Regions from separate parts of the Homo sapiens genome. Here region 1 is linked to region 2. A link is a loop called in an ENCODE intact Hi-C map of the cell type or tissue named here. Cell type or tissue: psoas muscle. All regions are shown on one strand. Links, peaks and the distances in the headings refer to the core of each region. The heading gives the core; the rest is flanking DNA.

What was found. Peaks named below come from ENCODE experiments on the same cell type or tissue, not always from the same donor. Only the 100,000 strongest peaks of a DNase experiment are listed, where the experiment ranks them.
Region 1: a loop joins it to region 2, with 8 times the contacts of the local background. A loop is called at or near these places in 1 of 110 quality-filtered maps.

The regions. Positions count from the first base shown.
Region 1 is chr2:157,814,064-157,829,174 of GRCh38, reverse strand. ACVR1 (activin A receptor type 1) reads left to right here. Exons shown (of 11, transcript NM_001111067.4): 2 at 10,616-10,790. Among named protein-coding and RNA genes, the nearest start is that of ACVR1, 55 kb to the left of the region's middle. In psoas muscle, for the core only: no CTCF peak of the experiment used is centred there; no DNase peak of the experiment used is centred there.
Region 2 is chr2:157,739,423-157,754,533 of GRCh38, reverse strand. The region is part of intron 9 of ACVR1 (activin A receptor type 1); the gene reads left to right. Among named protein-coding and RNA genes, the nearest start is that of ACVR1C, 120 kb to the right of the region's middle. RefSeq lists enhancers at 2,474-2,973, 4,058-4,567, 4,568-5,078. In psoas muscle, for the core only: no CTCF peak of the experiment used is centred there; DNase peaks (open chromatin) are centred at 2,953, 6,273 and 9,673; H3K4me3 peaks cover 588 bases; H3K27ac peaks cover 2,834 bases.

The DNA.
Region 1 (15,111 bases), core at 3,808-11,807, 73 kb before region 2:
TGGTAGACCCACTGTTACTGTACTTCTGTTTGTACATTTTCGTACTCAGTTATCCTTCAATTGGAGAGCAAATGATTGGTGAGCAAATTAAATTAAAAGCAAACCTCAGTCAGACACAGTGGCTCACGCCTGTAATCCCAGCACTTTGGGAGGCTGAGGCAGGTGGATCACTTGAGGTCAGGAGTTCGAGACCAGCCTGGCCAACATGGGGAAACCCCCATCTCTACTAAAAATACAAAAATTATCTGGGCATGGTGGTGGGTGCCTGTAATCCCAGCTACTCAGGAGGCTGAGGCACAAAAATCGCTTGAGCCCGGGAGGCAGAGGTTGGAGTGAGCCAAGATTGTGCCACTGCACTCTAGCCTGGGCGACAGAGTGAGACTCTGTCTCAAAAAACAAACAAACAAACAAAAAAACAAAAAACTAATCTCTGAGTTAAGAATGAAACTGCTAAATTAAATAAAAAGTATTATGTTATTTTTACATTTTTTTCTTTAATTAGTGGGTTGGGTGCCATCGCAGTACAGAGGTAGATTGGAAAGCTATCTTTTTTTGGAAACAGAGTTTTGCTATCCCTCTGTTGCCCAGGCTGGAGCGCAGTGACATGATCTCAGCAGCCTCTGCCTTCCAGGCTCAAGCAAGCCTCCTGCCTCAGCTTCCTGAGTAGCTGGGACTACAGGGACCCACTGCTATGCCCACCTAATTTTTTTTTTTTTTTTTTTTTTGAGACGGAGTCTTGCTCTGTTGCCTAGGCTGGAGTGCAGTGGCGTGATCTCGGCTCACTGCAAGCTCCGCCTCCCAAGTTCAATCGATTCTCCCGCCTCAGTCTCCCGAGTAGCTGGGATTACAGGCATCCGCCATCATGCTTGGCTAATTTTTTTTGTATTTTTGTAGAGACGGGGTTTCACCATGTTGGCCAGGCTGGTCTTGAACTCCTGACCTCAGGTGATCTGCCTGCCTGGACCTCCCAAAATGCTGGGAATACAGGCGTGAGCCCCAGCGCCCGGCCTTTTGTATTTTTTTGTAGAGACGAGGTTTTGCCATGTTGCCCAGAAAATTCCTGGGCTCAAGCAATCCGCCTACCTCGGCTTCTCAAAGTGCTGGGATTACAAGCGTGAGCCACTACACCTGGCCCAAAAACAGCACCTTTAATTAAAGAATACCCCTTGCTGTTAGCATAATTCTTGAGGAATCCTAGTAACAATCATGAAAGAAATACCTAAGAAGAATCTTTGAGCTAGAAGGAAACGTAGTGACTTGGGCCACTGCTCTTTCTTTATAGTTAGGATAAAAGGATAACAGAGAAGGGTGAGTGAGAAGGGTTAGTGACTTCTGAGTGTCACACAGCAGTGGTGCGGGGGCATGTCTAGCTCATCGGTTCAGTGTTACCTCCATCGACCTGGATGACTCCCTGCTCAGTCCCATAGAGACGATAGAGCTGAGTTGAAAGACACTAGTGCTCAAGACCACCAAGTCAGCGGTAGACCCAGAGTTGCCTAAATTCTTGACTTTAATCTTATTTTAAATTAACTCACTGTTCATAGGCCAACAAGTATTTGTTGACTGGTTAGTATGGAAGGGATACTACCCCAATTATTACACAATCAGAGATAAGTAAGAGACTATTTTTCTTTTCAAGAAGTGTGCAGGTTAATTTTTCAGATTAACTCATTACAGGACTGGCAAACACTTATACAATTCATGGCTTGTCTGACATAATTATGGGTATGTAGTATATACACACACAAAACCAATGAGAAAACGAGGCCACATAAAACATTGTTCATTTTTCTTTTCTTTTTTACCTAACTTTATTGGATTTTGTTTTCTTTTGTTTTTTTGCTTGTTACCTTGTTCTCTCTGCACAGTGGGCAATCAGTTTCTAGACTAGCTTTAGAAATGCCTACATGCTGGTGGGCAAACAATAAATAGAACCAAATAATAAAAAATAATATTGATTGTCTTTTTTTCAGTTTATTCTTGTTCAATCATAATTAGGAAGCATGATCTGGTGAAAATTTTTCTTAGGTTGGTAATGACATAAATACTTGCAGGAAGGTATTTGGTACTTTCTGCTACTGCTTTGAATTTAAGCCTAGGGTAGAAATTTAGCCATTTCTACCCTAGAAATGGTAAGAGTGATAGAGAAGTTTCTTTTTCTTTACCAAGTTTATGAGCTTGAAATTATTAATGCTTTTTGTTTTTTTTTCTTTCTTTCTCTTTCTCTCTGTTTCTCTCTTTCTTTCTTTCCCTTCCTTCCTTCCTTTCTTTTCCTACCTTCCTCCTTTCCTTTCCTTTCCTTTCCTTTCCCTTCCTTCTTCTTTTCCTTTTCCCCTCTCCCCTCTCCCCTCTCCCCTTTCCTTTCCTTTTCCTTTTCCCTTTCCCTTTCCTTTCCTTTCCTTTCCTTTCCTTTCCTTTCCTTTCCTTTCCTTTCCTTTCCTTTCCTTTCCTTTCCTTTCCTTTCCTTTCCTTTCCTTCTCTCTCTTTTTCTTTCTTTTCTTTTGTTTCTTTTTTTTTTTTTTTGACAGGGTCTTACTCTGTCGCCCAGTCTGTAATGCAGTGCTGTGACCATAGCCCACTGCAGCCTCCACCTCCCAGGCTCAAGCAGTCCTTCCCCCCTCGCCCTCATGAATAGCTGGGACTACAGGTATGTGCCACCCATGCTTGGCTAATTTTTTGGAGATGAAGTCTCACAGTATTGCCCAGGCTGGTCTCGAACTCTTGGGCTTAAATAATCCTCCTGCCTTGGCCTCCCAAAGTGCTGGGATTATAGGTATGAGCCACTGTGCTCAGCCTGTTTTTTCTATAATTTTAAACTTCATTCATGCCACAAATATTTAAGTAGTTTGGCATGATGCTAGACCAGGCACTGGAGATATAGCAGCACATTGAATACACAGAGTTCCTACTTTCAAGAGGCTCCTCGTTGAAGTTTTGCTAAATATCTGTCTAGTGAAGGTAAATAGTACAGCCTAGGAGAAACAAAATGCCAGACACTCCATTAGAAAACCAGAAAATCTGGTCCTGGCCTGGTGGGTGGCAGTCTTGCGAACTCTTGTAAAAGTGCCTGAGATCATGAGCTGATGAAAGCCTGTATAGTCTTATGTGTGAGTATAATCACCAAGGATTACCACATTCCTGCCAGGCAACAGTTACAACACGGATGTCTCATGGTAATGAGGAGAGCTGGAGTGCTGCTGCAATGGGGTGTACACACGTGAAAGCTGAGCCAAACAGACAGAAAGGCGATCTAATTACCAGAGAAGTCTGATTCTGTTTAGGGAGTCGTGTGTTGGGGGAATGGAAGAAGTGGCCATTTCCTTCTTTCTTCTCTTCCACTTGTTCTCAATCCCTCTTCACTCAAGATGCTCTGATTCTTCGCTGAGAACCATTTGGAGATGTACATATAGCTGGATTAAAGCTACTTGGGGTTAGCCCAGGACAGCAGACTGATTTCATGGAAGACATTTTTTCTACGGATGGAGTAGTGGGGAGGAAGAGGTATGGTTTCAGGATGAAACTGTTTACATCAGATCACCAGGCATTAGTTAGATTCTCATAAGGAGTGTACAACCTAGATTCCCCACATGTGCAGTTCACAATAGGGTTCGCTCCACTGAGAATCTAATGCTGCCACTGATCTGATCTGATAGGAGGCAGAGCTCAGGCCTAATGCTCACTTGCCAGCCCCTTACCTCTGCTGTGCGGCCGGGTTCCTAACAGGCCATGGACCAGTACCCGTCCACAGCCTGGGGGTTGGGGACCCCTGGCCTGATGAGTTGTCATGAAACTCATTTCTCACTCAGGAATTGATTTGACTCCATGGAACCACCACAGACCTGTTAACTGGGTAAAGGCTGATGGAACTTGAAAAAAATGAAGGAGAATTAGAAAAATAGGGGGAAAGTGTGATGGATCCATTGGATGTCTATATTGAGCTACTAGCTGCTCTAAAAGGCTTATAGAAAGGCCTCCTGTGTAATTGGTAACATCAGTTAACCAGAAAGGCTGTGTTTATTTCCTTCCTAAACTAGTTAATCAAAGATTTCAGTGGGCCTTGCATAGGGAAAGAAATAAGGATAGAAAAGGGAGAGAGCAGGAATAAAGAAGAGAGAGAGAAAGGAGTGGCTGGGCGTGGTAATCTCTCACTCCTGTAATCTCAGCACTTTGAGAGACTGAGGTGGGCAGATCACTTGAGGTCAGGAGTTCGAGACCAGCCTGGCCAACATGGCAAAACCCCATCTCCACCAAAAATTAGCCAGGCGTGGTGGCATACGCCTGTAATCCCAGATACTCAGGAGGCTGAGGCAGGAGAGTCACTTGAACCTGGGAGGTGGAGATTGCAGTGAGTGGAGATTGTGCCACTGCACTCCAGCCTGGTTGAGAGAGTGAGACTCTGTCTCAAAAAAAAAAAAGAGAAAGGAGTGAGTGACATGGGTTACTTATGAGTGAGGAGTGCATGTGTGTCTGTCTTTTGTGGAATCTGATCTTCTCTGAAGTCACACCTCATATCTGGTGAGAAGTTGACTTAAGGGGGTATTCTATTTTAGTCTGTAGCCTTCCTGTTTGGTGTCTGGATTTTTTCTAAGTCACCACCAGTGGAAGAATGAGTATTGGGCTATTAGTCTTTCATGTTCTCTTTTCAGGCTTCCTATGGAGCCCTTTGTAATATTTATTTCAAAGTTGCTTATTATTATTATTACTTTTTTGACAGGATCTTGCTCTGTTGCCCAGGCTGGAGTGCAGTGGCATGAACATGGCTCACTGTAGCCTCGAGCTCCTGGGCTGAAGCAGTCCCCCCATCTCAGCCTCCTGAGTAGCTGGGACTACAGGTGTGCACCACCATGCCAGGCTAATTTTTAAATTTTTTGTAGAGATGGGGTCTCGCCATATTCCCCAGGCTGGTCTCCAACTCCTGGGCTCAAGCAATCCTCCTATCTTGGCCTTCCAGTGTGCAGGGATTACAGGCATAAGCCACTGTGCCTGGCCCTAAATTGCTATTTTGATGAGTCAAAATGGTCAAATCTCAGCAATTTTGCATAGGATTCAACCTAATAATTCAACCCTGGTAATCGTCACTTCTCTTCTTATAGCTGCTCCTTAAATATTGAGTTTACAACATTAGCTACCATTTATTAGCATCCACTGAGTGCCATGTACTTCATACGTGGCAGCTCTGCAAGGGAGTCATGACGCCTGTTTTGCAGGAAAAGATTACATGGGCCAGGGCTGGGACCCATCTCAGAACCTGTTGGTTCAAGCATGGAACCTTCTTTATGCTACTGTAGCCCACTCACTGCCTTTGTTGCCTCAAGTTTTCTCCTTGATTCCCTTACTTTATATTTCTGGCAGGAGTAAATGAATCTTTGGCTGGACAGATGAAAGGGATTTTGATGGACCACCAAACCACTTCACTTGAGGGTTTCGAGGTTACGGAGTGTAGGCAGATTATCTTCAAACGTGTAGTCTGGTACTTAATTACACTCTGTAATTAAGTAAACCATAGCGGGCCCCTTTTGTCTTAGCCAAATTGTACTTTAAATTCTGGAGGAGAAAGGTGCTCTAATATTTCGGCCAAAACATTAGGAAAGCCCATCTTCACTGTATTTCCACTTTGGCCTGGTTGTCTTTCTAGGCTGTAAGGCAGACCTGAATCTTTTCCTTAAAACATCTTGGAGATTTTGTTTTTCCTCATGCTCTGCCCTCGTTCCCCGGCTTTTTTTTCTTCATTATCTAGAAGTCTGACATATTTGATTCCTACTCTGTCTCTAGATATACACCTGGAGAGAACAGTGTTTCTGTCACAGAATTCCTTCTCAGGATTTCTTGGGAAATATATATGTTTTTCCAAATCCCTAGAAAAATCACTTATGAGGTAAATGGGAAAAAGTGTTATAATCCTCCTGTGAGAATTGTATGAGTCAACACAATGACAGTAGAAAGAATTCACTGATGTCAAGTTGAAAGCAAGAACAGGAAAAGCTGACTTGCAGAGTTGAAGGATAAGATCCACCTTTTTTGGAGCCAGTGCAGGATAGGAGCATGTGGGAGAGAATGGGTCATGATTTCTTCTCGCCGTTGCCATGTTAGAAATGTGTCTTTGTGGCCCAATCTGCTACTACCATTGATGTGTCATCCTTGCAAATAAAATAAGTTTATATGCATAGCATACTGTATACATATCCTACGCTTGGTATTGCAAGAAATAAGTTTTAGAAGTAAACTGAGTCTTTAAATTGGTGACTTCAACATACGAATCTGTGTAGTACTGTTAATTTGCTTGTAGATCTGAATGTAGGTTATTGCAGTGGTCAACAAAGTCTCTTTCTAAAGGGCCAGGTAGTAAATATTTTCGGTTTTGCAAGCCATACGGACTCTGTTACAACTATCAGTTCTACCATTTCAGTGTGAAAGCAGTCATAGACTATACTTAAAATGAACAAGTGTGCCTGTTGCAATAAAACTTTTATTTACAAATCCAGACTGTGGGCTGGATTTTGCCCGCTACTGGCATAACATCCAATAATGTTCACTAGCATTTTCCAGGATCTTAGTATTTGCTATGCTACAATTCTTTGTAAATCCTACTAAGTGTGATAGTTCCCATTTAACAATGTTTTTGGATATCCAAATAATGAGTAAAGAATGCAAGTATTTTAAGAAGAATATATTCTGGAGAAATTCCTGGAAATTCCCATTTCTCATGGTCATTCACATTTTCTTATGTATAATTTGGGAATAGTATAAGCTCTCAATTTCATTGTTAGGATTAGGTCAGACAATGCAAGTAATGTGGTTAACACAGTTATAGAACTAAGAGCTCACTAAATGATAGCTGCTATAATTAGTAACTAGATGGGGAGTATTTACCCCATTTCATGGAAAAGGAAACTGAAACTCAGGGGTTAAATGATTTGCGGAGGTCACATTTAATAGGTTGGAAAACTGAGTTTGGCTGCTTCCTAAGTCCATGTTCTTGCTACCATATCCTGCTTTCTGAAGTAGTTCTGGTTAATGGCAATTCCACGGCAAGATACACCTTGATTTATTTGGTTTATGGGCTGGGTGAACAGACAGGGAGAGTATGGAATGGTTCTTGAAAGGGTAAGGATTTTCAATGTTTAGAAGCCACAGTTTCTAGAAGCCAAGGATATGATTGTAACTAAAGAGCTGAGAAAACTTGTCTTGATTTTTTTTTTCCCCTGTTGCTTAGCTGTTGTGTGGACTGCCAAGAGCTTGTTTGATTTTAAGTGCTTTTTATGCTTGCCTGTTACTCAGGTCCCATCATATTGCAACAACTTTTAAGAAACTATGCATGTTCTTTTAAACTGGATTGAAGAAAACTGTACTGTAATGTTAAATGCCCAAAATTAGAGTTAGAAAATTTGATTGGATTTTCCTTCTCCTTCTTCATGGCCATCCTCCAACCACCTGCACAGGAATGTGTCTTTGACCCTTTAGGGTCAGACTTTTACACAGCTTGATTAGCTGCCAAGAATTGAAACTCCATCGCCAAATAAGTTGGCTAAATTTTTGGAAAAAAACTCAGCTCAATGAATGGTTTTTGAAAATTTGCTAGAGTTTACTATATAGATATTCATTTCATGGCACTGATTTTTTTATTTTATTTTTTTATTTTTTATTTTTTTTAGACAAATTCTCCCTCTGTTCCCCAGGCTGGAGTGCAGTGGCGCTGATCTTGGCTCACTGCAGCCTCCACCTTCCGGGTTCAAGCGAGTCTCGTGCCTCAGACTCCCGAGTAGCTAGGATTACAGGTGCCTGCCACCACGCCAGGCTAATTTTGTATTTTTGGTAGAGACAGGGTTTCACCATGTCAGCCAGGCTGGTCTTGAACTCTGGACCTCAGGTGGTCCACCCACCTCGGCCTCTCAAAGTGCTGGGATTACAGGCATGAGCCACAGCCCCTGAACAATAGCACTGATTTTAATTAGTGTGTATATCTTTTTGGGGAGTTGGTTTTTATATTTTCAGTCCCTCTTGGGATTTTGAACACAACAGTTTTTAGCTACCTTTCAGGTGTGCCGAGCTTGCCTATTGATAGAAGGGTATTTGTGGGGAGATGGGTGCCAAGTAGAACATTTGAAGAGTTAAGTATCCAGTTCACGTTATTTCCCATTTTACCAACCTTGTCTTTCTTATAGTACACCACAGTTTTGATTTCAGTCCATGGTTTATTTGAGAGTCCAATGAATTTTAAAACAAATGTTAAATTATATTTAACTTGGAGATTTAATTTTTATCTAGTTAACTCTTGAGTACCAAGTATATGCTAAGTATCGTGAAAGAGGGCCAAACAGTGAAGAATAATATGTGATCTTTACCTAGTTTTGAATTGGTTTCGAGAAACCCAGTGCATGGCAGAGAATTAAGTGCTAGGTTGTTCGTCATATAGAATATAAATACCAGGGGAATTAGAAAGATCTGGGAAATATAAGAATCTTTAGAGAAGACTGGACAGAGGCAGGAGAACCCAAACACTGTCTTGAAGGATGAGAAGGAGTTCCATGCAGTGAAGATGATGGGGCTGGGATGTTGGATGGCAAATTAGTAGCACCTTTATAATGAGAAAAAAAAAAAAAGAGAGAGAGTCTCTGATTTTTAAAAAGAGAATCAGAAAAATATATACCAGTGTTTATTTTCTGGCTTATCTAAACCTCTTCCTACCAGTACAGTAACTCTCACTTAAAGACATGGTTGACCCTAGGCAGGACAGCTGAACACTGGCCTCCTCTTAAAATGCGGTTAGACTTTGGCAGAGGGGAAAGCAGCTTTAGTGTGAATCTGCCAGATTTCCCTGGCCCCAGCATCTTGGAAAATACCAGTATTTCAGCAGTTTGTTCTGAAACTCAAGGGTTTGCGGGTGCGAGTTTGTTTTTAAGGATGCCCACTTTAGAAATGCATTTTTGCTCTTTCACTTTGCTAAGTGATTGCTGAAAAAGACAAATTTCTGGTTGACCTCCCTATGGAAGATAGTTTTACATGTCTTATTCTTACTGTGCCTTACGTGTCTAGATTTTCTTTTCAAATAGATTGTGAGCCTCAATTTAAGCTGAAGTGAGGAACGGTTTGATAGTATCTGTAAAACATTTCCCTCGAATTCCAAGGTGGATGGGAAGATTTTTCCCCATAATTATTGCAGAATGCTGCATTTGGGGCTTGTTTTCTGGTTAGATTTATTTACGTGAAGGTTTTCTTGGCAAAATGTTCCTTGAGGTTAAAAAAAAAGGCGCTGTTTTCTGAAGGCAGTAAGTTCTTCAGTGTTTTGTGTTACTTAACTATTTGAATGGGAAAGTTTGGTTCTAATAAAAATTTCCTCTTCCTTTGGCAAATGTTGATGTTTTTCAAGTCTTCCTAAAGGAAAATGGGGCCTGGGTGGGTTTTTGTTTTTTATTAGTTATCTAGAGCCTCCCCTCCTCTTCCCTTCCGCTTTGTACTCCTTCCCCACCATTGTTTTATGAGCCTTTGAACCAGATCTGTCTATGCCAGAGAATTGTTGCTTGAAAATAGACCAAAATCAGATATATTTGAGTGGATATACAAGAAATTGGTTACTCTGGTATACTGGATGCCTCTAGGAGGGGCCAGGGATCTTGGAACGGGAGAAAGACTTTTCATTCTGTAGTTTGTACTGCTCAAACTTTTTTTTTTTTTTTTTTTGAGACAGAGTTTCGCTCTTGTTGTCCAGGCTGGAGTGGAATGGCGTGATCTCGGCTCACCGTGATCTCGGCTCACCGTAACCTCCGCCTCTCAGGTTCAAGCGATTCTCCTGCTTCAGCCTCCCGACTAGCTGGGATTACAGGAATACGCCACCATACCCAGCTAATTTTGTATTTTTAGTACAGACGGGGTTTCACTATATTGGCCAGACTGGTCTTGAACTCCTGACCTCATGATCCGCCTCCCTCAAATGCACACAATAGTACATGCAGGGTCAAAATTTTTGTTTGATTTTGTGTGTGGCAAGGGAAAGAGAGGAAAGGGCTAGAGTACATAGTGTATAGGCTTTAAAAGAACTTGATTTTGAAATGTGCTGACTGCAGATCTTACTGGTTTTTTTTTTTTTTTTTTTTTTTTTTGAGACGGAGTCTCGCTCTGTCACCCAGGCTGGAGTGCAGTGGCGGGATCTCGGCTCACTGCAAGCTCCACCTCCCGGGTTCACGCCATTCTCCTGCCTCAGCCTCCCAAGTAGCTGGGACTACAGGCGCCCGCCACTACGCCCGGCTAATTTTTTGTATTTTTAGTAGAGACGGGGTTTCACCGTTTTAGCCGGGATGGTCTCGATCTCCTGACCTCGTGATCCGCCCGCCTCGGCCTCCCAAAGTGCTGGGATTACAGGCGTGAGCCACCGCGCCCGGCCGATCTTACTGGTTTTTGTGTTTAGAAAAATATTTAAAGACCAGTACAGATCCATAACCTCCACACTCTTCCTATCAGTGTTTTCAAACTTTTCTGTACTTGCTGCACTTGTAGATCAGCTTTGTTTTGTGGTCCTAATTGAAAGGCGTGCCAAATGTGCACTTCCTTTAGCCACCACATTCACAACTGCAGGATTTTCTTCTGCTTAGCTGGTTTTCTTTCTTCTTTCCCTCTGCAGCCTGGAGCATTGGTAAGCGTCACACTGCCAAAGTGAGAGCTGCTGGAGAACTCATAATCCCAGGAACGCCTCTTCTACTCTCCGAGTACCCCAGTGACCAGAGTGAGAGAAGCTCTGAACGAGGGCACGCGGCTTGAAGGACTGTGGGCAGATGTGACCAAGAGCCTGCATTAAGGTAGCTGAGTAAGCTTTACCCAGGAGCTCTCAGAACGGCATTGCCAGAACCAGCAGTGCAGCCACTTCAACAAATCACTTCTTTTAATACTCTTTGGCAGAGATCAAATCTACAGGGTAAATTCTTTGCCACAAATGATTATTTTGTTTTTTTATATGAATCCAATATAAGAAAGTTAGGACCAGCCTAATAGTTCTTAGTTCTGGCGTTGCCTTCATAGTAGGCTTTGTTGGGTGGATCTGCACAGCTATTCTTTAAATTTGGCCAAGTTTTTCAAATAAATACTACCAGTGTTTCCCTGCCTATAAAATGCCCCTGCCATCCTTTTCACCTTACAGGGCCACTACATTAAGTTTTTCTTTTCTTTTGTTTTTTTTTTTTTTGAGACGGAGTCTCGTTCTGTCACCTAGGCTGGAGTGCAGTGGTGTGATCTCGGTTCACTGCAACCTCCACCTCCCAGGGTCACGCAATTCTCCTGCCTCAGCCTCTTGAGTAGCTGGGACTACAGGTGTGTGCCGCCACAGCCAGCTAATTTTTTTTGTATTATTAGTAGAGACGGGGTTTCACCATATTGGCCAGGCTGGTCTCGAACTCCTGACCTTGTGATCCACCTGCCTTGGCCTCCCAACGTGATGGGATTACAGGTGTGAGCCACTGTGCCCGGCCCTAATTTTTTCTTTTAAAATAGACCTTATTTCTTTTAGAGCAGTTTTAGGTTCACAGCAAAATTGAGCAGAAAATAGAAAGAGTTCTCATCTATCTCCCCAACACCTCCCCTACTGTCAATATCCCACACCAGAGTAGTACATGTACTACAATCAATGAACCTACTTCGACATATCATTATCACCCAAAGGCAATAGTTTACATTAGGCTCAGTCTTGGTGTTGTACATTCTGTGGGTTTGGACAAATGAGTAATGACATGCATCTACCATTATAATATTATAGAGAGTAGTTTCAGTGCCCTAAAGATCTCCGTGTTCTACCTATTCATTTCCCATCCCCACTAGCCCTTGGCAATCACTGGGCTTTTTGCTGTGTCCTTGCATTTACCTTTTCCAGAACTACATTTTAATAATACATTTCCCGTGGAGTGCTTTGAAAGCATAAAGAAGCCTTGAGCCAGGCATGGTGGCTCATGCCTCTAATCCCAGTGCTTTGGGAGGCCAAAGTAGGAAGATTGGTTATGCCCAGGAGTTTGAGACCAGCCTGGAAAACATAGTGAGACTCCGTCTCTACAAAAAAGAAAAAAAAAATTAGCCAGGTGTGTTGGCAGGTTCGTGTATTCCCAGCTACTTGAGAGGCTGAGGCACATGGATTACTTGAATCTGGGAAGTTGAGGCTTCAATGAGCCGTGATTGCACCACTGCAGCCCAGACTGGGCAACAGAACAAGACCTTGTATCAAAAAAAAAAAAAATGTCTCGCTATCCAGGATGAAATGCTTTTAAGAGTATGATAAGTTATGGGGGTAATATGAATACCTACTTGGAATAGAGTCAGTAAGATGTTTTGTGAGGGGAAGCCTGAAGTGCAAAATGTTGATGTGTGTGTCTTTCTGAATTTAACATTTGAGTTGCTCAGATATGGTTTGAACCATGTATGTGGAGACAGAAGCAAGGGATTGGGGATTAAATTCTGCCAGGGTTGGTCTGTGCAGCCTCCTTAGATTTAACGCTTTTGAGGAAAGTCTCTGATGTGGCTGTTAGGTGCATTCTTTTTAAAGGAAAGTCCAATGTATTATTATAAAACAGCCTTATTATTATTATTATTATTATTACTATTTTGAGGCAGGGTCTCACTCTGTTGCCTAGGCTGGAGAGCAGTGATGCAATCATGGCACGCTGCAGCCTCAAACTCCTGGGCTCAAGGGATCCTCCTGCCTCAGCCTCCCAAGTAACTAGGACTATAGATGTACACAACCACGCCTGGCTATTTTTTTTTTTGTCGTTTGTTTTTTTTTTTGGAGACAGAGTCTCACTATGTTGCCCAGGCTGGTGTTGAACTGCTGGCCTCAAGTATTCCTTCTGCCTTAGCCCCCCATAGCTTTATATTTTATGTAAAAGTTAATTTTGATTATTTCATTTCAGATAATACGAAACAGTATAAAGTATAGCCATATATAGAGATAAAAGTTCTTCCCTTCTCTCTTTCACCTTTGGCTAAAATCTTGGAATACAAACTTTCCCATTTACAAACCTTTTCTTATACAGATATTTTTATATACAAACAAATATGCATATTAATTATGTTAAAAATTGGTGGAACATGACCATACATTCTATTTTACAACTTGCTTTTTGGCTTGACTTGGTATATTGTGGATATTTTTCCTTTTAAGCAGAATTTAATCTCAGGGTGAGTAATGCCTGCCTAGTGTCCCTTAAATGGCTATACTGTAATAATCACCAGTCCTCAAGTGAGAGGTTAGTTCATAATTTAAAGGGGGTAGGCGGGAGACCTTTCACATTAGGGACAAAACCAAGGCCATGACTGTTGACATTGGACTTTTGGTCACTAAGGATGTATGTTTTTATTTTCCAAGGCAGACGATGCACGGCTTGGGGCTGCTGCCAAGGTGTCAGTTTTGTGAAATTTTTATTTTTTGGAGGCTGTTAATATATTAGCATAGTTGTTAGTTCTGGCTACCATCCTTTGAGCATTTTGAGACACTTCTATGCCCATTTAAGGTGGTGTGAGGTTGAATTAGTTTTAAGAGGAAGTAATGAATAACAGAAATGGAATTAGGAGACAGACTTTATTTTGTGTATATGTTTATTTGAGGGAGAAGGAGATGATGGCTGTAGTTAATTGCTACCCCTGTGATTCTTAATTATGAAACAGGGTTAAAATTGTTCAGCTCAGTAGTTTCCTAATGTGGTTAACAGTGAGAGTCACCAGAGAAGTTTTCCGGTATCTGGTGTTGGCAATGAATATTTGTATTTTTCTTATTTTATAAAGTATTTATTTTTAGAAAGGTAATGTAATTAATGTATACAAGATTAAAAAGGCACAAAAGAGTGTAGAGTGAAAACTAAGTCTCCCTTTTCTGTCTCCCAAGTACCCAGTGGCCCTTCTAGAAACAGCCACTGTATTACCATTTTCTTGTGTATTCTTTCAGTGATTTCAGAGTATATATAATATACATGCATATAATATACATGCATATATTACAATTTTTCTTTTACACACATGGTAACAGTATCCACGGTTTTATACGTTTTCTTATTGAAATAATATTTCTTGGAAGTTCTTCCATAGTAGCGCTGCATTCTTTTTATTTATTTATTTTTTTGAGACGGAGTCTTGCTCTGTTGCCCAGGCTGGAGTGCAGTGGCGCCATCTTGGCTCACTGCAAGCTCTGCCTCCTGGGTTCACGACATTCTCCTGCCTCAGCCTCCCAATTAGCTGGGACTACCTACAGGTGCCCGCCACCACGCCCTGCTAATTTTTTGTATTTTCAGTAGAGACAGGGTTTCACCGTGTTAGCCAGGATGGTCACGATCTCCTGACCTCAGGTGGTCCACCCACCTCGGCCTCCCAAAGTGCTGGGATTACAGGTGTGACCCACCGTGTCGGGCGCATTCATTTTTAGTAAATACCTGGTATTCCATTGTAGAGATGTGCTGTCATTTACTTAACAATATTGATGGGTATATAGATCATTTCCAGTTTTTATTATCGTGAACAAAGCTATAGGGAATAACTTTGAATATACATCATTTCAAACGTGTGAGTGTATCTATGGGATCCATTTCTAGTAGAATTGCTGGGTCAAAGGTTATACACATTATAATTTTGGTAGAAATTTATTGCCAAGTTGCTCTGTTTATAGACCTTGACAGATTTTAGATTTAACAACGATGGGTGAGAACAGTTTTCTCATGCCCTTGCCTGTCAAGTATGACTCCCAAGTGATTATTTTATTTATTTGCCAAAGCAATAGGTAAAAAATGGCAGTTTAATGTGCTTTAATTTGCATTTTTCTTAGTTTGATTGAGATTGAGCATCTTTTCATAAGTTTAAAAGCCACTTTTATTTCTAGTTATCTTTCTATGCTTGTGTTCGTTGTCTATTTTGCTGTTTGGTTATGATTTTTATTATCAAAATATGACATCAAAATTATTGGTCCCCCCTTTTTATCCTTGTGATATGTGCTATTTATATTTTTCTCCGTTGGCCATTTGTATAGAAATAATTATTACTTTGTTGTGCAGGTTATTACAAATTTTATATAGTTAAAATCACCAATTTATTCAAGCAACAATTATTTATTGAATGCCTCTTGTGTATGAGAACTTGTTCTAAGCACCAGGCTAT
Region 2 (15,111 bases), core at 2,615-10,614:
ATATTTCCAGGAATTTATCTATCTCCTCTAGGTTTTCTAGTTTATGCACGTTAAGGTATTCATAGTAGCCTTGAATGATCTTTTGTATTTCTGTGGTGTTGGTTGTAATATTTCCCATTTCGTTTCTAATTGAGCTTATTTAGATCTTCTCTCTTCTTTTCTTGGTTAATCTTGCTAATGGCCTATCACTTTTATTTATCTTTTCAGAGAACCAGCTTTGTGTTTCATTTATCTTTTGTATTTTTTGTTTCGATTTCATTTAGTTCTGCTCTGATCTTGGTTATTTCTTTTCTTCTGCTGCGTATGAGTTTGGTTTATTCTTATTTCTCTAGTTCCTTGAGGTGTGGCCTTAGGTTGCCTGTTTGTGCTCTTTCAGATGTTTTGATGTATGCATTTTAAGGCTATGAACTTTCCTCTTAGCACTACCTTTGCTGTATTCCAGAGGTTTTGTTAGGTTGTGTCACTATTATCATTCAGTTCAAAGAAATGTTTAATTTCCATCTTGATTTCATTGTTGACCCAGTGATCATTGAGGAGCAGGAGATTTAATTTCCATCTATTTGCATGGTTTTGAAGGTTCCTTTTGGAGTTGATTTCCAATTTTATTTCACTGTGGTCTGAGAGAATACTTGATGTAATTTCAGTTTTCTTAAGTTTATTGAGACTTGTTTTGTGGCCTATCATATGGTCTATCTTGGAGAAATTTCCCTGCATTGATAAATAGAATGTATATTCTGTGGTTGTTCAGTAGAATGTTCTGTAAATATCTGTTAAGTCCATTTGTTCTAGGGTATAGTTTAAATCCATTGTTTCTTTCTTGTCTTTCTGTCTTGACCTATCTAGTGCTATCAGAGAAGTATTGAAGTCCCCCATTATTATTGTGTTGCTCTCTATCTCATTTCTTAGGTCTAGTAATAATTGTTCTATAAATTTACTAGCTCCAGTGTTAGGTGCATATATATTTAGGATTGTGATAGTTTCCTGCTGGACAAGGCTTCTTTTTTTTGAGATGGATTCTCGCTCTGTCGCCCAGGCTGGAGTGCAGTGGTGCAATCTTTACTCACTGCAACCTCCACCTCCCAGATTCAAGCGATTCTCCTGCCTCAGCCTCCTGAGTAGCTGGGATTATAGGCACCCACCACCACACCCAGCTAATTTTTGTATTTTTAGGAGAAACAGGGTTTCACCATTTTGGCCAGGCTGGTCTCAAACTCCTGACCTTGTGATCTGCCCGCCTCGGCCTCCCAAAGTGTTGGGATTACAGGCGTGAACCACCACACCCGGCTGTCAAGGCCTTTTATCTTTATTTAGTGTTCCTCTTGTCTTTTTTAAATGATGTTGCTTTAAAGTTTGTTTTGTCTGATACAAGAATAGCTACCTCTGCTTGCTATTGGTGTCCATTTGCATGGAATATCTTTTCAACCCCATTTACCTTAAGTTTATTTGAGTCCTTATGTGTTAGGTGAGTCTCTTGAAGGCAGCAGATAGTTGCTTGGTGAATTCTTATCTATTTTGCAATTCTGTATCTTTTCAGTGGAGCATTTAGGCCATTTACATTCAAGGTTAGTATTGAGATATGAGATGCTATTCCTATTCATCATGCTATCTGTTGCCTGAATACCTTGGTTTTTTCAAAATGTATTTATGGTATTTTTTTGTTTTATAGGTCCTGTGAGATTCATGCTTTAAAGAGGTTCCGTTTTGATATGTTTCCAGGATTTGTTTCAAGATTTAGAGCTCCTTTTAGCAGTTCTTGTTAGTACTGGCTTGGTAGTGGCGAATTCTGTTAGCATTTGTTTATCTGAAAAAGACCGAATCTTTCCTTCATTTATCAATCTTCGTTTCAAGGGATACAAAATTCTTGGCTCATAATTGTTTTGTTTAAGGAGGCTGAAGATAGGGCCCCAATCCCTTCTAGCTTGTGGGGTCTCTGCTGAGAAATCTGCTGTTAATCTGATAGGTCTTGAATCATTTTTTGGATTTCCTTAATTTGGACTTCACCTTTCTCTGGTGCCTCCTTGATTAGCTTAATAAACGACCTTCTGAATTCTTTTTCTGGCAATTCAGGAATTTCTTCTTCTTGGTTTGGATCCAGTGCGGGTGAGCTAGTGTGATTTTTGGAGGTTGTTAAAGAACCTTGTTTTGTCATATTACTAGAATTGTTTTTCTGATTCCTTCTCATTTGGATAGGCTATGTCAGAGGGAAGGTCTGGGGCTCAAGGCTGCTGTTCAGATTCTTTTGTCCCACAGGGTGCTCTCTTTATGTAGTAGTACTCTTCCCCTTTTCCTAGGGATGTGGCTTTCTGAGAGCCAAACTGTAGTGATTATTATTTCTCTTCTGGATCTAGCCACCCACACAGGGCTACCAGTATCCAGGTGGTATTGGGGGGTGTCTGCACAGAGTCCTGTGATGTGAACTGTCTTCAGGTCTCTCAGCCATGGATACCGGCACCTGCTCTGGTGGATATGGCAGGGGAATGAAATGGACTCTGTGAGGGTCTTTAGTTGTAGTCGTTTGATGTGCTAGTTTTGTGCAGGTTGGCTTCCTGCCAGGAGGTGGCGCTTTCAAGAGAGCATTAGCTGTGGTAGTATAGGGGAGGATCAGGTGGTGGGCAGGGCCATAGAACTCCCAAGAGAATATGACCTTTATCTTCAGCTACCAGGATGAGTAGAGAAAGACCATCAGGTAGGGGCAGGGTTAGGCGTGACAGAGCTCAGACTCTCCTTGGGTGGGGCTTGCTGTGGCTGCTGTGGGGAATGGGGTTGTGGTTTCCATGTCAGTGGAGTTATGTTCCCAGCATTATGGCTGCCTCTGCTGTGTCATGCATGTTGTCAGGGAAGTAGGGGAAAGCCAGCAGTTATAGGCCTTACCCAGTTCCCACACAACCCAAAAGGCCTGTCTCACTCCCACTGTGCTCCCCACCCCCTCAACAGCACCAAGTTTGTTTCCAGGCAGTGGGCCAGCAGGGCTGAGAATTGCTCCAGGCTACCAGCTTCCCAGCTGAGAAAGCAAGCAGGGCTTGCACGCCTTCCCACCTGTCGAGTCTGGACACCGGATTCCTGCCCTCCCCTGAGTTCGGGCAAGGAAACTTTGCATTCGGTTAGAATTTTTACACAGTTCAGCTGGAGGTTTCCATCTCCCCGTGGTCTTTTCCCAGTTCCTCCGGCAGCCCTTCCCAAGGACCGCTGTAAGACAAGTCAGAAATGGCTTCCCCAGGGACCAAGAGAGCCCATAGGGCATTTCCTGCTGCTTCCTGTGCCCCTGTATTTCATTCAGCTCTCTAAATTGTCTCAGCTCCAGGTAAGGTCAAATCCTTCTTCCATAATCTGGACCTTCAGGTTCCCCAGTGAGGGTGTGTGTTTGGGGGTGGACAGTCAGTCCTCCTTTCCCACTTTCACAGTTTGGGCACTCAGAGTATTTGGACTGTCTCCCAGGTCCTGCAGGAGCAGTCCACTTCCTTCAAAGGGTCCGTTGATTCTTTCAGCTTTCCTGGTATATTCCTGGAGTAGTTATTGGAGCAAAGGTTTATGGTGCGAGTCTCCACACGTTGCTCTGTCCATCTAAGTGGGAGCTGCAATTTAGTCAGGCCTCCTATCTGCCATCTTTTCCCCAACCTCTGTTTGATTTTTTTTTTTAATGATACCCATTTCTTTAATTTGCCACAGATCGTGAATTGTTTTTCCAATTTATTTGTGTATTTTTAACTTGTGTTCTCTTATATCTCACTGAGCTTCTTTAATATTATTTTGAATTTGTTTTCGGGCATTTTACCTATTTTTTCTTCATTGGAATCTGTTGCTGGAGACTTATTGTGTTCCTTTACTGTGTCATGTTTCCTTGTTTTTTTCATGTTCTTTGTGTCTCTACGTTGATATCAGCACATCTGGTATAACCTTTGTTTCTCCCAATTTTATGGTTTGGTTTTTGTAGGGAAAGACTGTCTCCTATATTGGGTTGGTAGGGCGCTTTGGTTTTGATTCTGGGTGTGTTCACTAGTGTAGTATCCATATGATTACTTCAGCTGTAATTGGCATCAGTGGTGTCTGTGAGTCCTTTTTGGTTTAGGCTGAAATTAATGGAGGCTGTGGTGAGGGTTTTCTTGGGATAGGGATGCCAGGAAGACTGGTCCTTGGGCACAAGTGGTTGTGGCGGCAAGCCAGGCATGCTGGTCCTCTGCTCCTGGATGGCATATGTGAGCACCAATGGAATCGAATGCAATGGACTCATCCTTGTGTCTCCAGGCATCTTGCTCAAGGGCCAGCAATGGCAGCGGTGGTAGACAGGCTCATCATCAGGCTTCTGGGTGGCTTGTGTGGCATTGATGATGACAGTAGTGGAATGGGCCAGCCATTGGGCCTCCAGGCAGCAAGCTTGGGTACCAGCCTACTGGGAAGGCCAGTCCTCAGGTCCCCAGGAGGCATGCTCAGGCTCCAGTGGTGACCAGCAGGGCAGGTCATTCCCTAGGCTGTCAGATGATGTGTGTGCGGGTGCTAGCAGGCTGGGCGGGCTCATCCTCAATCCCCCAGAAGGTATACACACACACCAGTGGTGGCAGCAGGCTGAGCAGACAATCCCTAGGCACCCAGATGATGCACATGGGCCCTGACAGGGGCAGCACTGGGCGGGATGAACCTGTCCTCAGGCCTCCCATTGGTGCACATGGGTGCAGGCTGTGGTGGGTGGAGCAAGTTGATCCCTAGACCCTTCGAAATTGTGCTTAGGCACTGCAAGTGGTGACTCTTGGTGGCGGAAGCCTTTCTTCAGACCTCCAGATGGCATGCTTGGGCCCTAGAGGTGAGTGGGGCAGGCCTGTTTTCAGAGCCCCCTGATCGTGCCTGTAGACACCAGGGATAGTAGGTGGACTGGTCCGTATTTCATTCTTGTCTTTCTCCAGCTTCCTGTTTTACCTTTCTTCCCACCCTCCTTCCTTTTTTGTTCTTCTCACAAGGGAGTTTTAACTTGAGGAGAATGATCAAGTGAATCTGAGGGTGAATTCTGCTATTTTCTAGGTATTTTGACTTGTTAAGTTTGGATTGTTGAGAAAAGTCTCAGTTTTTGCACTCAGAAGTCACTTATTTATAATGAGCAGACTGTACCTACTGAAAGAGTCAAATTTAAATGCAGGAAGCCCTGGATAGATGGCCTATGTTGATCTGTTTATAAGTAGTTTTATTAAATGGTGATGCCTTAGCAGTTAAAGAAGCACTTGTCAATCATTTTTAACCTATGTCCCCCACAGTGCGCTCTCACCCTTGCCTTTCATGTACCCAAATCAGCCACAAATATACTGTTGAACTTTACTTTAAGTACATTGTATTCTGAAAGCACTAAGTATACTCTTTCAAATTGGGCATGCCCCAACTACCCACAAAGTGGTTTTTATAGCAGAATCCCTTGAATTAACTAGATGAACCTCTTCATATCTTCACAACTGAAAATCTTATTTCACAGAGCATGTGTCTGAAACTATTCCAGGAAAACAGAAGAAAATGCCATATATTTAGATTAATGTTCATTTCCAAAAGATGCTTTACATTTTAGCCTCCTGTGACCCATTGGAGTCCTGGATTAGAAGAAATAATGCATGAAGTCTCTAATAGCTGTTTCCATTCCACATTCCACTGATGTTTTCTCCTAAGGATTGAGGTTTGTGGGCAATCATAATTTTCATGAATAGCACAGCCAGAGATGAGGACTTTCTGTGAGGTAGTGGAATTGGGGTAATTTATATAGTTTTAGTGTACAATAATTAAAATTGGCATGCCTTTAGGTGGTTTTTTTTCCTAATAGCAGAGTGGATCTGCTTTGAACAAACCTTCTGAGGGTATCAAAGTAGGTGTTCAGATTAAACATACATGGATTGTAAATTGACAGTTCTTTTTAAAGTTGTTTTTTTTTTTTAATGGAATCATGAACGTTTTCTTGGTAATTGTTTCTCAACCACTGGGAGCTGCTGCCTTGCAGTTTCTGCCCTTGATGCCCCTTGAGAATTGTTTGCAACAGAGAAATTGTTTTGCAGATTTATAAAGTTCTGAACTTTGCCTGAAATTGCACGTCAGCTTCATTTCCTCACCCCCTCCCCAATCATTCTTAAACACCTTCGAACTGAAAATTTTAATTCTGATTAGTTTATCTTAACAAACAATTTAGAGAAGGATTGGTGTCCAAATAAACTGTATGATGTGGAACTTGCCCCAAATGAAGAGGAAGTTGGCATTCCATAGCTAGACAGTAGCATTTCCAGCTGTGGGGGTGCCAGAGCTGAGCCAAGCAGGCCTGCTCAGCAGAGACTTGGGATTCAGGCTTTGTAAGAACTCGTGTTGCAAACCCGTTCCCTGTGTTGCAGGCATAAACCCAAGTGGCTTTTAAAGATCAGCTGTGATTAATAGTAGTCAGTTGGAAGTCAGAGTCATCAGTTTAAAATTTAGCTCAACAAATGGTGGCTTGCTTGGTAGTTCCTGTGTTTAACATTATTTTTGGAAGAAAAAGAAAAAAAAGGAAGGTAGAGGAAGGGAGAATGTTTTGATTGTTTTCTAATTTATTGATCTCTCCCTTGCATCATCACCAAGACTGTTAACTGGTTCCCAGAATGTTGTGGGTTGAGCTTCTGTGCTGTAATGTGGTTTGATTTTTTTAGAGGGGAGATAAGGGTATCTCCTGTCTCATTTAAAATCAGCCACTGTCCTTTGGCAATGACTAATTTGATATTTTCTCTTTTGTTCTCTGTTCCCTCTTCTATGAACATTCACGTGTGTATACACACAATGTACACCCCCCCACACACAAATCAGTTTATCTAAACTTAAACCTGAAAGTATTCAATGCTGCTTGCAAACCTGTTTTACTACTGTTAGTCTTTTAATTATTACTCTCCCAAAACAGAAAAAAAATGAGTAGGAGAAATTGTGCCTTCAAATTTTAACATTCACATCTTTTTCTACTTCTGTATGCACCCATTTTTAAAACTTAGTTGTAATCATATATAGATATAATTCCGTATCATCTTTTTTATTCGTATTTTTTTTAATCTTGCTTAATAGGCTGTTTTTATTTTAAATGGTCACATGACATCTTATTAGCTTAACCATTTCCATATTGTTAGATATCCTGTTTCCACCATTTGGGGCCTATTGTAGACATTTTTGTGCACATGATGATTTCGTTCAGGGAAATGATTCTTAATCTGAAAATAAGTAGACTTAATAGGTCAAAGAATGTGGATGTTTTTATGGCTTGACACATATTGCCAAGTTGCTTTTCATAAAAGCTGTACTAATTTACAATATCCCCCATACCCTAGGGTGTGATGTGCCTATTTCATTTTCTTAGCAGCTTTAGGAACTGTCATTAAAAGAATATATATTTTTGAAATTATTGCATATAAAATGTATCTCATTTAAATATATGAATATCTTCTGTGAGGAAGGTCATTATAATGATACATCCTTTGAGTTTCTGAATGCATTATAAAAATTGATGACCAGATAGATCTCTTGGAGTAATATGATCCTCAAGTGAACCATGAGCATAAAAATATGTTGCATTTTTATATTTTTTATTGGAATTTTACATTTATTTGCTACTAATAATAAACCTCATGCTGTTTCTTTACAGGAAATGAGAGTTAAGTCCATTTTTGCATCTGAGCATTTCTCAATAGTGTCCTTTGGAATTTACTTTTGGTGTTTAATTTGACATTGAATTTGGAATTGGTAGGAAAGAAAACGGCTTTCTTACCTTCCCTGTGTGAATTTTCCATATGAACTTAAGGCAGGGGTTCACTCGGATCGATAGTTTTTAAACTGGAATGTGCATCACAGTCACCTAGAGTACTGAAGACACAGATTCCCGGGGCCCAGCCCCAGCATTTCTGATTTAGTAGTTCTAGGGTAAGAAAATGTGATGCCGAGGCTCCCAGCCAAATACACACGAGAGTTTTTGAAAAAAGACGGTGTACCCAGATTGAATAGACAAACACCAATTTGGTTGGATACATTAGCATGATGTGCTTCTGTCTTCCTTGCTGTGGTTCTCTTAGGGCCATTGCACTGCATACAGAAGTCTGTGTGAAGAGTGCACTCCGGAGCTGTGTGGGGTTTGTGCTGGGTCTGTGGGAGGCAGTGAAGTGGAATCACTAACATTCCAGAGTCTGACGTCATACTCTCTGACTCGATGACTTACATCAGTTTCGTTATTTAAAAAATAATAATATCTACTTTAAAGGGTTATGGTGATTAAATGAGATCGTATATGTAAAGCATCTCATGTGTGTCTGGCATATAGAAAGTGCTTTGGTATGGTTTCCTTTCCACGGAAAATGGGTGATGAAGGCCACCCAGGAGCTTGCAGATCACAGTGGCCGTCTTCTGCCTCTTGTTTTGCTACCTCTTGGCCCTAGTACATTTGTTTCCCCTCTTCACTGCCCACAGGAAGGCTCTGTGGACATACTCTTGTTTCACTGTTACTGGCTTTGATTATTTTGTGATGGAATCCAGGGTTAAAATGTGTCAAAAACCATTTGTATCTTGTAGAAAAATCCTTGCTGACCAAGTTGTGCCTCTTATGGGGTGGGGACTAGGACATACTTGTTAGAATAAGCTTATATTTGGTGCACTTACTTTGAAAAAAGAACCTCTTCTAATGAATCTTTGAGTCAGCCAGGGAGCTGCTTGTGCTTCTGCTCCTAAGTGCAATGGGGCTTGTGTATGGAAACCATGACAACTCCTATTTTTGTCAGCAACTCAATATCCAACATGTTTCATGACGTTAATTACCTACTTTTGTGTGTATTAAGGTTTGCATAAGAGGATAAATCATATTAGGGCCAATTTTTTGTATTCATTAATTTCAGTTTTTTTGTTTGTTTTAACATTTAGGACAATGACTGGGGGCAGGAATATGGAGGTGGGGTGGGAGGGAAGAATTATTTTCCCCCTGACTTCCTGGAATTTCATGTCCCTGATTTAGAGATCCAGAACAGAGGAGAGTAGTCAACTAACCTCATGACAAAATAAGTTGAAGGCTGCAAAACTTTATTGGCTGCTGTTTACTGACTAGTAGTCTCTTTTCCTTGACACACTTCTAAAAGCAGTCTTTCACCAAGAGAAATATCTGTATCCTAAACCTTGTAACAGCCACAACATTCAGTGAATGATACATTTTTCTGAAGAAGCCTTTCTTCATAGCTACCAAATGTTTGGAACTCTTGTGGTGCTCCTCTCTTTCTCGATTTTGGAGGTATGCAAGCTCTAAGGCTGTCTTGTTCATAGTTTAACCCAGGGAATAGCCATGCAGCATCTCTAGGCTTTTTGCCCTCTCCTTTGACAACTTACAGTAATATTGACACATGCTTTTAGTAGGGTCCAACTACACAGTAATCTATAAACCATTTACTTTTGCTGTGTTACATCGATGAGAATTCCAACAATAGAAATTAATTTTATAATTTTAACAGATTCCTGAGAATGCAATTAGTTTGGACTTTGAGTAATGTACATGGCTCCGTAAGCCCATGAATTACAATGGGCTAGAGGGGCAGGACACAGCTGTCACAGCATGTACTTTACCCAGCATGGGACAAGGCTGTCTTTCCAACTCCTGTTTTCAGGAAGAAGTGCCTGCCATGAGTTACAGGAATGCCTGAGGTACTGATTCTCATAACCCTCTGGCAGTGTGGCCGGGCCAAGCGGCCAGAACTCGGGCTGTCATCCCCTCTGCCATGAACAGCCTCATCCATTTATTCATTAGTCATGTTTTATCTGTGCCGTGGCATGAGAAATATCTCGAAGCCCTCTTGTGAGGTATGTTAGGTGAAGTAACCCAAATATTGGATATACCTTTTTGAATCATGTCTCACCAGGAAGAATGATGCCTTTCTGTGAACTCAGTGTTTCCCAATTCATTCATACTGCCCTCATCATTTTTTTCCATATCCAAATGCTACTTTGTGCCATCATTTACAGAATCTTTTCCTTCAAATTGGCTAACTCTTTTCAAAGTTAATTTTGTTTTGAAAGGAAATTATTATCACTGCTGGAAATGGAAAACCAGTATCACATGGCATAAAATGGAAGATAACTATGAAAATAAATATGTAACTAATGAGATGAAAAAGTTTAGTCCATGAACCACATCAAATTTTCTCACGTGCCACACCTGAAGGAAACACTGTATTCACTTATAGTGCTCTCAGATGCCAAATATGGGCCATTTTCTTTTTTTCCCTCTCTAAAATAGCTTTACTTCTAATGCTCTGTCCTCTGAAGGATTTCAGCGCTTCTGTAGGAGTTAATTGTTAAAAATAGCTCTTTGTATGGATATACATGCCAGAGACTCTGTCCTCATTACCTGGATATCTGATGTGACTACCCAAGTTGGAGGATTATGAAGAGAGTTTGTAATGAGAAGTAGGCACACTGTGGCATGAGATGCAAGGAGAGAGAGAAATGTCTTTCATTATCCCATGGGTGGCTTGTAAGGGAGAATTCTAGAATATAAACAGAAAATTGGATTCTAGTTTAACTTTGCCATTAATTAGCTGTGAACTTGAAAAGTACTTTTTCCAATGTGACCCTCAATTTCTTTTGAAGGAAAGGAAGGATGGAATTCTCATGGCTCTAACTTCCCATCAGTTCCTCTTTCCCTTACCTTTGGCTAATTCAAAGCATAGCCAGGTCCACAGTTTCTTATCTGCAACTGAGAAGTCCCCAAAACTTTGAAACTCGAAAGCTTTTTCATAACTTATTTGACAGAACACTTGACCTGAACTCATGTGATAGTCAAACATGACCTGAATGGACGTGTGTCAGTGTATAACCTTTATTTATTCCATCTAGTGTGACTGGTCATATATTTTGCTGAAGAAATATATTTGATCATGGGGATACTCCTTAGACTTTGCTGGGGATGTTACATAAAATATAGGGTATGCTATTACCTTTATAAAATGTAAAAAGTTCCAAATTTGGCAAATGCATCTAACCTTGAGAGTTTTGAAAAAGGATTATGGACATATATAATCAACATTTATTTGTGTATCTAGTGTCTGTAATACACTAGGTGTTGTGTTAGGCTCTGGGGAAGCACTTGGGCAAAAAATCCCCAGAATATCCGATTTAAAGGTGCTCACATTCTTGTTGAAGAGTCAAATTATTATAAATAAATAGATCAAGTCACTGTGGTTGAGGTATACAGGAAAGTGACTGAGTATGGGGGTGAGGGCACTGAACTTTGTCTAGGCCCCTGTGTTGTGGTAGCAGGATGGGACAGTCTTCTCAGAAGGTGAGAAGCATGAATTGAGTCATCTGTGGGTTGAATAAGAACCTAGTTGGACAAGCTTGGGAGGATGTGAGGTGCAGGTGGGAATGAGAAATAAAACTTGACCACGATGACAGTTGGTATGCCAGACAAAAGGTAGGCTGAAGGATCCCATAAAGGTGCCCTGTTGATGGAACTACAAGTAATTCTGGTGTGGCTGATGTCCAGGTATGTGAAGGACAGTGGTGGGGAATGGACTTTGGTGGGGAGGGAGTGGGCTCCCATGGACGGCACTGATGGAAAACATGCAGAGGAGGGGCACGGTGAACTCCTTTTTCAGCTTTCTCCTACAGATCTCACTGAGGGCAGTGGGATAGGGTGGAGGTTGGCAGGGGAGGACTGATGCAGAGAGACCTGCGGGTCCCACATGCAGCTGTCAAGCGGAAAGAAGATGGCTGTCTAGTTCAGGACCTCGGGGGCAAGATCTTGAGGAAGGACTTGTTTCTGGACATTTGAGAGGCTACTGGCGTTTCATGCTTTTCAAAGTGCATGTCTAGGACATATTTGATCTGCACGTTGGCTTTGTGGTGTGTGCTTTAAAGGTATTGGAAAACTAAGGCCTGGCAGCTAAGGGGTTTACTCAGAGCCATATAGCAAACTAATGGGAGGGATATTGGTTGATAAAGATAGGCTTACCCCAAAAAAGAGAAAACTTTCAACTAGACATATGCCCAGGAAAAAACTATTGTATAAATCAGACACCCCTGCCAAAAGTTGTGGGGGAGTAGGTTATGAATAATGTTTTTTATTTCTTTCTCGTGGCCCTTTGAGTCACGCTGGCCGCCTTACATGGGAGGCGAGGCCTGGCTCAGTCTGTTCCGTCCCTGGCCACCATTTAAGAGCGCCTCTTCCCCTGCCTTCCTGTGTCATTTGTTGTTTGCACTGCTCATTTGGCACTTGAAGTGCTTTGTATTTTTAGTTACTTGCCTGAATTCATGCTGTGCTCTTTGCTGGCTCACGATTTGGCAGTAACTTCTTGGGTGCTGCCTCTAAAGGACTTAGAGTTCACTTTTTTGCCTGGCTACGCTGATTATCGCTTTCTGGCAGAAATGAGGCACTGTTGTAAATCAGTCATTTCCTACCTTGACAGCAGGTGTCACCTCGCAGTCTGGCCTCACCTCCTGTCCCCTTCTTCTCCCCCGGCTCTCCTGCCACCACATGCACCTATTTCAGCCCCAGAGAACTTCTCTCCACCTCTCCAACGTCAGAGGATGGTTTGTCAGTTCCTGTCCTTGCCCCATAGCCTCCCTCTGCCTGGAATGCACCCACTCCGTAGGGGTTTCTCTTCCCTGTCATCTTTTCTGCCTTGCAAACTCTTGACCTTTCTATTCTGCCCATGCCCCACTTCCCTCCTGGAAGGCTTACCTGTGCTTCCACGGCACCCAGTTTATATATGGGGACTTGTGATACCATGGAGGTGTTTCCTCCTCTGAGCCCTGCCAAGTGCCACTGTCCCTCCCCACTGTCTTCTCTGTTCTCTTCCCTCTAAAGCTAGTCTGTAATTTTTTTTCTTTCACCTTTCTCATTATTCTGCTCCTCATTACCAACACTGCATCTTTTTCTTTTCTTTTTTCTTTTTTTTTTTTCTTTTTGGAGACAGAGTCTCTGTCTGTCACCAGGCTATAGTGCAGTGGCACTATCTCGGCTCACTGCAACCTACGCCTCCTGGGTTCAGGCGATTCTCCTGCCTCAGCCTCCCTAGTTGCCTGGACTACACGCACACACCACCACACCAAGCTAATTTTTGTATTTTTAGTAGAGACGGGGTTTCACCATGTTACCAGGATGGTCTTGATCTCTTGACCTCATGATCTGCCCACCTCAGCCTCCCAAAGTGCTGGGATTACAGGCGTGAGCCACCGTTTTTTCATCTTTTATCCCTCCTGCCAAGCACAGCCTCGGGCACACCCAGCTAATCAAAATGGCCATTGAGTCAATTTAGGATCTCACAAGTGAAAGTAGAATGAGAATTTCTAATATAGTTTTGCCTTTCAAGGTACAAAGTAAATGGGTGAAAAAAGATTTTGAGGTTCTTTTTGACAAGATTTCCATTGTCTCAGGGAAAAAAAAATGAGAGACTTGTCCTGCTCTTCCACTAGACTTTTGATTTCCTTGGAAAACAAGAGCATGTCTTATATTTTTATCACTCTCAGCATTTAATACGGCATCCTACCATAGCAGTAATGCACTTTCAACTGATTTATTGCTTGATCAGAGGGAGTTCGTAGTGACTGTTAGAGCTTAATCCCAGGTTTATTTTATTTTGGAGAAGCATGGCCAGCGTCAGGTGAAAACAATCAACAGTTGGCCAATGATTGAGGAAAAAGAGGCTTGACTAAATCCCAGGGATAATCAGTTAAATGGTCTTTTAAAAATACTTGACTCCTTTTATTAAAACATGGGGACATTTAATAAAATTGAAACATGGGAAACGGAAACACAAGGGCAAACTTCAGCTTTGTATAGTGAAATTCATTGTTTGGTATCACCAGATCTCATGTTTTAAAAATCCAGCCATGCTTTGTTTCCTTTTGCATTTATAGAAAACTTCAACTTTGTATTACCGTTCACATTCACATAACCCTTTCTAAGCTCAACAGGTAAATTACTCCAAAAAGATGGCTGTTATGCTAGATTTTTAAATATTAAGCCAGGCTATTAAATATATTCTCTTTCAGAAAAATTGAGAGATGGTGAAGGGCACGTGTCTTACTGTTTTCTGTAAATTCTTGTGACCCTAGAAAACGCATAAAATATCTCTCTAGGTCCATGTTCAGCTGTATTTTAGATGGTGTCTGTTAGTACTGAAAATAATTAAAAGATTTTTGTTTGAATGTTTCCTGGGATCCTTACAGGAGAAGAAGGGCCTCTAAGATGAGGTGTTCCAAGATTTCTGAGAGTAGCAGTTTATACCCAATATGATGTTTATGATTTGCCAGGAAAGGTTTTAATCCACTGACTGATATGCATTTCAAATGCAGTTACACAATGTGGGTAAGTTATTTGGAATTAACTAGTTTTTTTTTTTTTTTGAGACAGAATCTCACTCTGTCACCCAGGCTGGAGTGCAGTGGTCTGATCTTGGCTCATTGCAACATCCACCTCCCGGGTTCAAGCAAATCTTGTGCCTCAGCCTCCTGAGTTAGCTGGAACTACAGGCACGCGCCAACACACCCGGCTAATTTTTGTATTTTTAGTAGAGACAGGGTCTTGCCATGTTGCCCAGGCTTGTCTCGAACACTGACCTCAAGTGGTCCACCCACCACGACCTCCCAAAGTGCTGAGATTACAGGCGTGAACGACCACACCCAGCCTAGATTTTTAAAAAATATAATTTAGACTTGTTTCCATCTCAAATATAAACCTTTATTTAGCCAAATTTGTGAAGTTTTAAAAAGATATGTAGCATTTCTTGAAAAGATGCTCCTTATATCTAATCTTTTGCATAAATGGTTTGTATTTGTATGGAATTTGTAAGGATGGATTCCCACTGTTGAGTAATTTCTGTGATAAATGAAAAGGGAATTGAAGCTTTTCAGGTGGCTTGTAGGAACTAGAACAACCGAATTACAACTTTCCTCACACTCCTTCTGTCGCCTCCAACAACTTCTTAGGTATTTAGGAATAGAAGAAAGTCGCCTGGAGGAAGAAAAGAGAGCAGTAAACCAAGTTATTACCTCATTGTTTGAACCCTTTGTTGAGGGAAAGGAAATAATAGATGTCTTGGTTTTATTTCTATGAAGGGGAAGAATCCATTTTCTAATTCCAAATGATGAAGTTAAAAATTTTTCTGT